Regions from separate parts of the Homo sapiens genome. Here region 2 is linked to region 1. The links are chromatin loops, found by intact Hi-C in ENCODE. Cell type or tissue: K562. All regions are shown on one strand. Each heading gives the region's core, and the rest is flanking DNA. Links, peaks and the distances in the headings are about the cores only. Region 1 holds the start of LOC105375370 (a long non-coding RNA gene). Region 2 holds the start of LOC105375369 (a long non-coding RNA gene).

Region 1 (5,391 bases), core at 187-5,186:
TACACAAGAGAAAATGCCAGAGATCTACTGTATCACATAGTGCCTATAGTTAACAATACGGTATTGTATAAATTGAACTAGCACTGTTTTTTTATTAAGAGGGTAGATCTCATGCTAAATGTTCTTGCCACAAAACAAAACAACAACCAAAAAACACAAAAAAGGAAGAAAAGGAAACTTTTGGAGGTAATAGGTATGTTTATTACCTCAACTATTGTGACTGGAACACGACTGTATATATATGTGTCCAAACTCACCAAATTGTATACATTAGTTATATGCAATTTTTCATATACCAGTTATACCTCAATAAAGCTGGAAAGGGCCAACCATAGTGGCTTGCACTTGTAATCCCAGTACTTCAGGAGGCTGAGGCGGGAAGATTGCTTGACCAAAGGAGTTTGAGAACAACCTGGGCAACACAGCAAGACTCTGTCTCTGCAAAACATTTTAAAATTAGCCAGGCATGGTGGCACACTCCTGTAGTCCTAGCTACTTAGGAGGCTGAGGCAGGAGGATCTCAAGTCCAGGAGTTTAGGGTTATGGTGAGCTATGATTACACCACCAGACTTTACCCTGCAAGACAGAGCAATTCTTTCTCAAAAATAAAAAGCTGGGGCCGGGCGTGGTGGCTCACGCCTGTTAACCCAGCACTTTGGGAGGTCGAGGTGGGAGGATCACGAGGTCAGGAGATCGAGACCATCCTGGCTAACATGGTGAAACCCCGTCTCTACTAAAAATACAAAAAATTAGCCGGGCGTGGTGGCGGGCGCCTGTAGTCCCAGCTACTCGGGAGGCTGAGGCAGGAGAATGGCGTGAACCCGGGAGGCGGAGCTTTCAGTGAGCCGAGATCGCGCCACTGCACTCCAGCCAGGGAGACAGAGCGAGACTCCATCTCAAAATAAATAAATAAATAAATAAATAAATAAATAAATAAATAAATAAATAAATAAAATAAAAAGCTCGAAAAAAATAAATATTTTTGATTCAGTGTCTTTAACTGTTAATACTAAGAATATGTCTTTGTGGGATGATATAACAGAAAGAAAAGATCTACAAAAAGAAGTGACAATCATTATTTTAAGTTAAAAATGCTATATAGCCTTTTAAGTTTGGCAAATAAATATTTTCTTATTAAATTCTATGTTTAATAATCTCCACATTATTCACACATTATATGTTAAAACTCTTTCTAGCATGGCAGAGTACCATTTTCTTTACTTCTTAATAATATAGGCAAAAATATTAGAGCTTAAGAGTTGATCATCTATAAAACATTAAATCAAATTTATAAGAAGAGAAATTTCCTACTGATCTATTTGCACCTTTTTATTTACCCTGTGACATTCAACTATTCTACCAGATACTTTTATGCTTCTTAGTCATATTAAAGTCTTCATAACCATAATCAATGTCTCCAGTGTTGAAATATAAGATGTTATATAGAAAATGTTAAAAATACTTACATCCTTATAAATAATAATTTATTTTTAGCTGATACACCAATTGAAGTTCCACTGAACTGTGTTTACTGGATCACAGTTCTACTGAATACTCTTAATGCCCTTTGGATAGGCCTAGCAAACCCTGGCAAACCAGGAATATTAATGCCAGGAAGACCAGTCCAAGCCAAAGTTTTACAACCACACTGATCCCAAGACAACTTACATAGGTATCAGAAAAATTAGTTTTGGCCACTTTTCTGTCTCCTGGAAACAATACTGACAAAAATTAGAAAATTCCAACATCACAGAGAAAAGTACTAGGACAACAGTGGGCTACAAGATCTTACGCCCACAGGCTGTCTAATACTTTGGGGCATACAAAGTTCTTCCCCTCCTGTCTTCCTTCTTGGCCTATGACCTAAACCATTTTACACTCATCTCAGATCTTCCTACAATGTGTCATTTTTCCTTGAACGTAGTTTCCCCCCTTCCTCCATCATAATATTATTAGCACGGGAAGGCACTTCTTTATGAGGGTGGTGGGAGTGTTGTCTGCTGTAATCTAAACCATACATGCTCAAACTCTCACTTCACTTTTGGTTCATCTCTATTTTGCAGTAAACAAAATATAAGTGTTTTTAAAATTTCCTCTTACTACGTCTTTTACTTTCTAAAGTATTATCGATTGAATTGTGTCCCCAAAGAAGATATGTTGAAATCCTGATCCACAGTGCCTCAGATGTGACTTTATGTGGAAACATACATGGAAAATCTTCTACGGAGAGACCCTCCTAATAAGCCCAAGTGAATTTGTGTCATTACTTCCTAATGTGTCTTATTTTTATATTGCTGTTATTCTAATCATCATGTCAAGAAACATCTAAGAATAGAAATTGAATGCAATTTGCCTAAAAGCTCAGTTATCCAGACTCCCGCTTGGTAAACAAATAGAAGTTTAAAAAGTTCTGACAACAAAAATACTGGACTCAAAATATATTACCTTAAATCCATGCACCCAGCTCAATGGAAATCCTCTGGGCTGTCATTCAAAGCCTATGCCCTCTTAATTTATAGACAGGTTTACAAGCAAAATTCACTATTTTCAGATCAAATACACAGAAATGTAAGAAATTCCTCAAATTTAATATATTTATTTTTGAAGCAAAGAAAGCACATTAAAGAAAATGCTAAATATATTTTGAAAGGTACCAACAGATTAAATTGCCATGCATTAAAAACTTATATTAGCATTTTAAAATTCTCTCTTGGTTTTTACCTGTGTATACATCTTTCATAGTAAATGCTGTACGTTTATAAAAATGTATTCTTTCTACATTACCACTTTAAATCAAAGATTTTTTCCATGCCATTACTTACTGGCCATTACAACCATTTTAATGTCTGCATAATATTCTACTTTTTAATTTCATCCCATTAAAACTATAAATTAAAATAAGTAGATAGCAACAAACATTGGCAGATGGAACTGTAGCTTATAGAGATGAGCCGAATGATTATTTAAAGTTGATATGTGTATCAGTTTGTTCTCACACTGCTATAAAGAACTGACTGGGACTGGGTAATTTATTTTAAAAAGAGGTTTAATTGATTCACAGTTCTTCATGGCTGGAGAGGCCTCAGGAAACTTACAATCATGGCAGAAGGGGAAGCAGGCATGGCCTTCCAGGTGGAAGGCGAGAGAGATAGTCTGAAGGAGGAACTGTCAAACACTTATAAAGCCATCAGATTTTGTGATAACTCACTCACTACCACAAGAACAGCATGGGGGAAACTGTCCCCATGATCCAATCACCTTCCACCAAGTCCCTTCCTCAAAACATGGGTATTATGGGGTTTACAATTCCAGATGAGATTTGGGTAGGGACACAGAGGAAAACCATATCAATATGTAAACTCTAACATAACAATATGATGTTCCTCAATAGCTATTGGATGATTTATTGTAATACTGTATGCCTAGAGTTATTCAAAAGGTTTTAATTTTTATGTATCTGCTGGTTACTAAGTCTGAAAAGCAATATGCAAGACATGTTAAGTCATGTTTGTAGAATATTTAGGACTACTTTAGCTTAATAGAAGATATTTCAGATATAGAGAAATAACTAATTAACCACACTTGCTTGATTGGGACAGGCTAAGTGTATAAAACACTTTGCTGCCCAAATTTCCAGCTCTGGTTGCAGCTAAAACAATAATCAACCAGTCCTTATAGTGGGAAAGAAACCACGCACTGTTCTGGTGGGAAAATCCCTGCTGGTAAGGAAAGATTAATATAACCCAAGCTACAACATTGCGTGGGATCCAACAAGTTGTGAAAATTGCCCCATTCTGCAATGAAACTAGATTTTGAAACTCCTTTGGAAAGACTCTTCCTTACAAAACAAAAATAACCAAAATCAATTGAGGGATGTATTGTCCTAATTATTAAAATATGTATAGGTGACTTTTTAAGAGAAAAGAAACATACATTTTCTTCTCATAACAACAATTACAGATGATTAGACCTACTTAAATTTAAACCTCCCAACTTGCTAACTTCTGGATTTGTTTTAATGGTAAGGCAAGGGGAAATATGATTTGTTTTTAAAGAAGCATGAACTGAATCAGAGAACTGATACACCTCACTCAATTTAGTAATTATGACATTGCTATGGAGTATTAATTGCAGATGAGGAAACAGTCAATGAGAAAGATACATGGCTATTATAAATGGGATATTCAAGTTTAAAATTCTGATACTCCTTTCTTCCTGTATTCTGTTAACTTGATAGGTCTTTCCCAAGTTCAAAGAACCACAAAGGATCCTTCAAAACTATTAAGACACCTTCTTTCTTTCTGATTTAAACTCTAGCTAGAACTATTTCAGCTGCTCCTGTATGTCTCTCAGTTGCATCAAAATTTAGTTCTCAGTATCTGCAATCTATGGTCTAGCAGCAAAAGAAAAGAAGGTAAAAAAAGGGATGAAGAAAAATAGAACAGTACAACTGAAAAAAGATAAAAAGATGTAGAAGAAGAGAAAGTAGATGAAAAAATAGAAACACAGCCCCAATTCGCTACGTTTTAGCTACTGTACCTGAGAAATGTAGTGATAGTGTGTTTCAAGAGCCCCCAGCTAAACTGGAGTTCCAGCACCGGAGTGGCTAGCAAGAAGAGTGGGACATAGGTGGATACAATGTGCCTTCCCCAGGATACTTCTGTTACCTGCTGGGCAGACTGATACCTAATTGTCTGACCCATGACAAGGTGGCTCTCAACAGGAAAATAGTTTATATTGGAAGACAACTGTATTGTCTTGTGGCTCTTGTCTAACCTATGCCCACTTTATGCCATAACCATTGCCTTGTCCCTGAACCTTGTGTTCTCTTTGGCATTCTGGGGAAAACTTGGCCTTAGATTCTTCAGGGGGAAGACACAAACTGGTTATATAGCACCACAATAGGAAATAGGCTCAAAGATTTTTACTTACAGATTCTGGGCAGGGTGCAATGAGCTGGGAGGGCAGCCCACTGTCCCTGAGTCACATGAGGCAAGAATGAAGAGTCAGGCAGAGAGAGAGAGAGAGAGAGAGAGAGAGAGAAAACGAGACAGAGAGAGTACAAGTGTGGCAACTAGTAGTATATGTAAGAGAATAGGCTGTGAGTCACTTTAAGCTCCCAGGCAAATGCCTCAGTGGTCCATGTATTAGTCATGGCTCTCACACTGCTAATAAGGATATACCTGAGACTGGGTAATTTATAAAGGAAAGAGGTTTAATTGACTCACAGTTCCACGCGGCTAGGGAGGTCTCACAATCATGGTGGAAGGTGAATGAGGAGCAAAGTCATATGTTACATGGTGGCAGGCAAGAGAGCTTGTGCAGGGGAAAATGCATTTATAAAACCATTAGCTCTCTTGAGACTTATTCACTATCATGAGAACAGTATGG
Region 2 (5,391 bases), core at 172-5,171, 60 kb after region 1:
ACTGTATAGCCAAGTCTGAACTGTTCTTAAAATCTCCACCTTCTTAAAATGGGTGTGCTTTCCAGCTAGCAGGGCTCTGAACTAGATAAGGATTGAAGGTCAGAACCAAGCCCTCAAGGACTTACACATTTCAGGAAGTTCAACCCTGAAAATGGTGACTATGGGATAGATTATTATTTTTTTTAAATTCCTTAAATCATAACACAAATATTTAGTAGTGCCTATTATGTGCAAAATACTGTTCTAGGACTGGCTTAAGATATCACAAACTAAATTGTTCATAGGCTGATATATTCAGCAGAGATTTATTGAACTTCATGTACTTAGCTAGCATTAACAGGATTTTTAAATTAACCTACTCTTCCTGATGATGTAAAAAGCTGTTTTTGACATCCTATCCTTGACATTTTAAAGCAAAAGGTTACATTTCAGAATGATAATGCTCTTGCCTTTTTTTCACCTAAATTTGTCACCAGTCATTTCCCTTAGCGTATATGATGCTGGTGTTATTAACCATTTTGACAATGCTCACAGTTATGACTTGTTCCCAAATGTTTGCCTGAGTCCAGAGAACAGGTTTCAACTACCGGCTACTTAAACAAAATCCTTTTTGAAGGACCATTATGATAATTTTTTAAGTGGTAAGTTTTCCAGCATGCTAAATACTTTCAAAATGAAAACACAATATTTATAAAACAGATCAAAAGTGCTTCAGAAAAATTATTATAGGGCAGTGAGTCAATAAATAATGAAAGCCTATTTCAGAAATACAGCACCTTTCAGCCAAAGTGCTTTAAGTATGGAGATAGCTTCAATCATTCTCTCCAAAGTATAATACACTTTATATCACGGCCATTTATGATGGAAAAAATAAAATGACTGTACCTCACTTAAAACACAAAAGAGTGTGTTAGATGACAAATTGTGATCAGTAAAATGCATCTAGTTTAGGATGGCAATACTCAAGCCAAAAGTTTCATAAAAGTTAATTTCATCCTCAAATCAATTATGAGAATGCAAGTCCAAATTGTACAGTCAGTGTAACTGAAAGTCATGAGGACAGACAAAAAGCTGGCACAAGTTAAAGGCCAATATTCAGCACATTGACTTAGACATATTCTTGTCATAAGTCTCTGTGCATCCAAAGCAGGAAAAAGCAAAGAAAAAGAAAGTCAACAACAATACAAAATACGGTGGTGCCTATGCCTTATGTCTTACATTACTCCTAAGCCCCAAATAAACAGATGAATACACACTGAACTATCGAAATCTGTCTTTTGTCTTTCAACATAAAAATCAAGCCAAAACATGAGTTTGGCTACATGTGAGTTAGACTTCAGAAAGTAAAGGATAATTATTTTAAAAAAGGAAGATCTGTTTGAAAGTAACTTTACTTTTTACATGGTTTCTTTTTATGTATGCTCAGGAGATATGGTTGTTTTGTATGTTTGTTTGAAATTCATGAATAGTTGTATTCTATATAAACAAGAGGTAAATTTCAAAACTAGACATGATGTTATAGAAATCAATCCCATTTTCTTAACTGGTGCTCTAGCAACATGAGAAAACCAATTCAGCATCATACTGTTAAATGTCTCTATGTAGTCATGCTGTGTATTTCACAGATTATATTTTCACCATTATAAATTAACCCCTTTATAATGCCAATATCAATAGTTTACTACTGAGTCCAGATGCTTGTGGAACTATGATTTAAATATTCCATCAATCATTCTAATTATTGATCTACTCTTTCACATATGGATGGAGGATAAATTTAACCTTTCTTTAAAAATAATTTTCTTATATGGAACTGAAAATCTCCATAACTTCAGGACAGCTCAGATTACTATTTGAGATATTTCTATGAATTCTATCAATTAATTTTATATTTTCTTGGCTTTCTTGCTTTGCTCCATTTTTTGTCTTCCTTTAAACTCTCTGACTTTCATTGTGTCATAAATATTGGTCCTCCCCATTGCTTGGGGCATTTTTTTCCTGAAATACTCTTTTTTCTTGTACCAAATATTTATACTTTCTCTTTTCATTTCATAACTGTCTATATACTTCTAAAATCCACTTGCATTCTATATTGCCATCCCTAAAATTTTTCTTCACCTCCAGTTGCACATTTTCTTATTTTATATTTTCAGCGGTTTGCTGACAATTAACTTCTACTTATTCTACAAGTTCCTCAAACATAGTATTTTAACATTTTAAATGAACTCTGCATCTCTTTCTAGTAATGTGGTTGGTTAGATATTTGGACTAAGAAAGAGTAAAATCAATCAAACAAAAACTTCTAATAAGCATTGTTAAGCCATCAAAAACATAATATACCTTCAGGCAGAGACCAGGTGAAGGCAGGCATGAGAAAGAAGCAGAGTACTGGAGCAGCCTGTTATCCTGGGTGCATTTGTCAAAGGCAAAAGGTTTGGTACACAAACCTGCTGGGGGAAGGTAAAAATGGTTTAAACCCAGTGTATGGCCAAAGTGGAGAGCCTTGCAATACAGCAGCCATCCAATAAACCCAGGGCCCTGCCTGCAGTATCCAGACTGTAACATTTGAGCACAGAGTCCTCCAGAGATGGCTAGCCCTTTCTAATATCAACTGCAATGTCAGGGGATTACAAAACCACCCTTAGTCTTGATAATTTGCTAGAATTCATAGAACACACTAGAAGCTATTATACTCACAGTTAGAGTTTATTACAGAGAAAAGATACAGATTAAAATTAGGCAAATGAAGAATTTCATAGGGTAAAATCCAGGAGGGTTCCAAACATGGAGTATTTCCTGTCCTGTCTCTGTGGAGTGAGAGCACAAAACAATGCATTGCAGCTTCCATATTCAAACCTTTTATTGGGGCCCCATTGCATAGGTATGATGGACTAATTAATTGCCCATGTGGTTGATCTTAGCTTTCAGGTCAACTGATACCACATGACCGGGATACCACATGATAACACATGGCCCAGCTTTAAGTCACATTATTGGTCTTTCTGTCATAGCCAGCCCACAACCTAGGCCTATGGGTTATGGTTCACCCCATCCTTAACATCTGGTGTGACCCGCCCCCACCTTAAAAAGTCTAATGCAAAATCAGACCTCTCTTTGTTGAAGTACAATTTCTTTACTCAAAAGACTTTATAACTAGTATAAGAGTGAATTATATATAAACTCATGTTCCCCAAACTGGAGAATGAAGTTATGCCAGCCATTTTATATATTGGTGCTCAACAGAAAAAAGAAAATAATAATCAATAAAAATTTGGAATCACAGCTGACCTCCACACAATATTGCAACCTAATTACCAAGAAATGAGAAGTTCAAGAAAATCTCAATCCAAAAATATGCAGAAGCAAATGTAGATTCTCTTTAGTGTGTCACGTTCTGTCTCAGGCCTCAAACAGTTTCATTAGATATAATTCCAAGGAAAATGAATATTGCATAGTAAAAATGAACATACAATGTATCAAGACACCATAAACAAGAATATGTAGAATTAATAGAGGCAAATCAGACTCACAAAATCTTCAAATAATGAAATTATTATGGATAGACAATAAAGTAAATATGTGTAGGACAAAAGTAAAGCTTAAATATGTTCATGTAATAAAAAACTAGAAGTTCAATTATATGTTAATAAAGTGAAAAAATCAAATGTATCTCTACGAGTAATACATGTGAATTGAAAAAATCAATAAAGAATACTGTATAATTTAATTTATATGGTTGACAGTGGGTGGGGCTGGGTAATAGCATCTACAAAAAGTCATGAGAGGTTTTTTCTCATGATAGAGCTGTTTAAATTTTGATTAATGTGGTGGTTGTGTTTATATGCATTTTTAAAAATCTCATGAAACTACACAAAAAGGGTAAATTTTACTGTATGTTAATTATACCTTAATATTTTAAAAATATTGAATGGTTTAAATAGCAAATTAGAAAGATGAGATTTAGCAACTGGATAATGATGAGAAGAAATATGTTCCAAAAAAAAGAGATAATTGTATATACAATAAATTAAGATATATGTAAGATAACAAGGTAAATTGAAATTAATGAGATGGAAAATTCACAATAAAACAAAACTTCAAGAAATTCACTACAAGGCCAAACATATATATCTAATCAGAGAGTCAGAAACAAAGGAGAGAAATAGTAAGCGAGAGGTGGAATTAGGGTCAAGGGCCAAATTTTTCAGTCTATAAAACTCCCAATCCAGACTAAAATGTCTTTTTATTAGTCAAGATTCTTCAGGCTAACTGAACCAATGTTCTAGAGAAAAGAAAGGAAGAAACAAAGGAAGGAAGGAAGGAAGGAAGAAAGGAAAGAAGGAAAGACAGAGAAAAGATTTTTATTATGGAAATTGGCTCATGTGATTATGGAGGCTGAAGTCCCACAATATGCCATCTGCAAGCCTGAGAACCAGAAAAGCTGGTGGTGTAATTCAGTGCATGTCCAATGCAGTGGGGGATTGCAGGGTAGGGAGCAGGATACTGCCATAAGTCCCAGAGTCTGAAATCCCAAAAATCAGGAGCTCTGATGTCTAAGGACAGGAGAAGATGGACGTTCAGCTCAAGAAGAAAGCAGTAATTTGCCCTTCCTCTCTCTTTCTGTTCTATTCAGAAACTCAAAGGATTGGTTGATGCCTGCCTCTTAGGTAAGGGCTGATCTTCTTTACTCACTTTACTGACTCATGTCCTGATTTCTTCCAGAAAGACCCAGAAATAATGTTTAGCAACTATCTGGGCATCCCTTAACCCAGTCAAGTTGACATATAAATATAACAAGGATAGTCCTGAGTGTTTCAATAAACATACACAGAAATCACATTGTGATATATCAAAATCAAATGGAAAAAATATGAAACACAAACGGAGTTTTAAAAATATTCCAAGGCTGGGTGCAGCAGCTCATACCTGTAATCCCAGCACTTTGGGAATCCAAGGCAGGAGGATCACTTGAGGTCAGGAATTCGAGACCAGCCTGGCCAACATAGCAAAACTCCATCTCTACTAAAAATACAAAAATTAGCCAGGCATGGTGGCACATGCCCGTAATCACAGCTACTCAGGAGGCTGAGGCAAGAGAATCACTTAAACCTAGCAGGCAGAGGTTGCAGTGAGCCAGGATTGTGCCACTGCACTCCAGCCTGAACAACAGAGTGAGACTCCATCCAAAAAAAAAAAATCCCAAATAAAAGACAGACTACTTTAAAAGAGTAAATGTGTATGCAGTAGACAACAGCAATACAAAAGCAAAAGAGAGTGGAATGATGTATTTCAAAATTCTAAAAAAAAACCTGTCAATTTAGAATACTATATCCAATGAAATATATCTTCAGAGCAAAACAAGTAAAGCAAAAATTCAAAAGACTTACTACT

The links. Peaks named below come from ENCODE experiments on the same cell type or tissue, not always from the same donor. Only the 100,000 strongest peaks of a DNase experiment are listed, where the experiment ranks them.
Region 2: a loop joins it to region 1, with 3 times the contacts of the local background. A loop is called at or near these places in 2 of 110 quality-filtered maps.

Annotation. Positions count from the first base shown.
Region 1 is chr7:79,691,876-79,697,266 of GRCh38, reverse strand. It overlaps LOC105375370 (a long non-coding RNA gene), which reads right to left and starts at 348. Exons shown (of 5, transcript XR_927705.4): 1 at 306-348. In K562, for the core only: no CTCF peak of the experiment used is centred there; no DNase peak of the experiment used is centred there.
Region 2 is chr7:79,631,738-79,637,128 of GRCh38, reverse strand. It overlaps LOC105375369 (a long non-coding RNA gene), which reads right to left and starts at 2,520. Exons shown (of 5, transcript XR_927704.3): 1 at 2,341-2,520. In K562, for the core only: no CTCF peak of the experiment used is centred there; no DNase peak of the experiment used is centred there.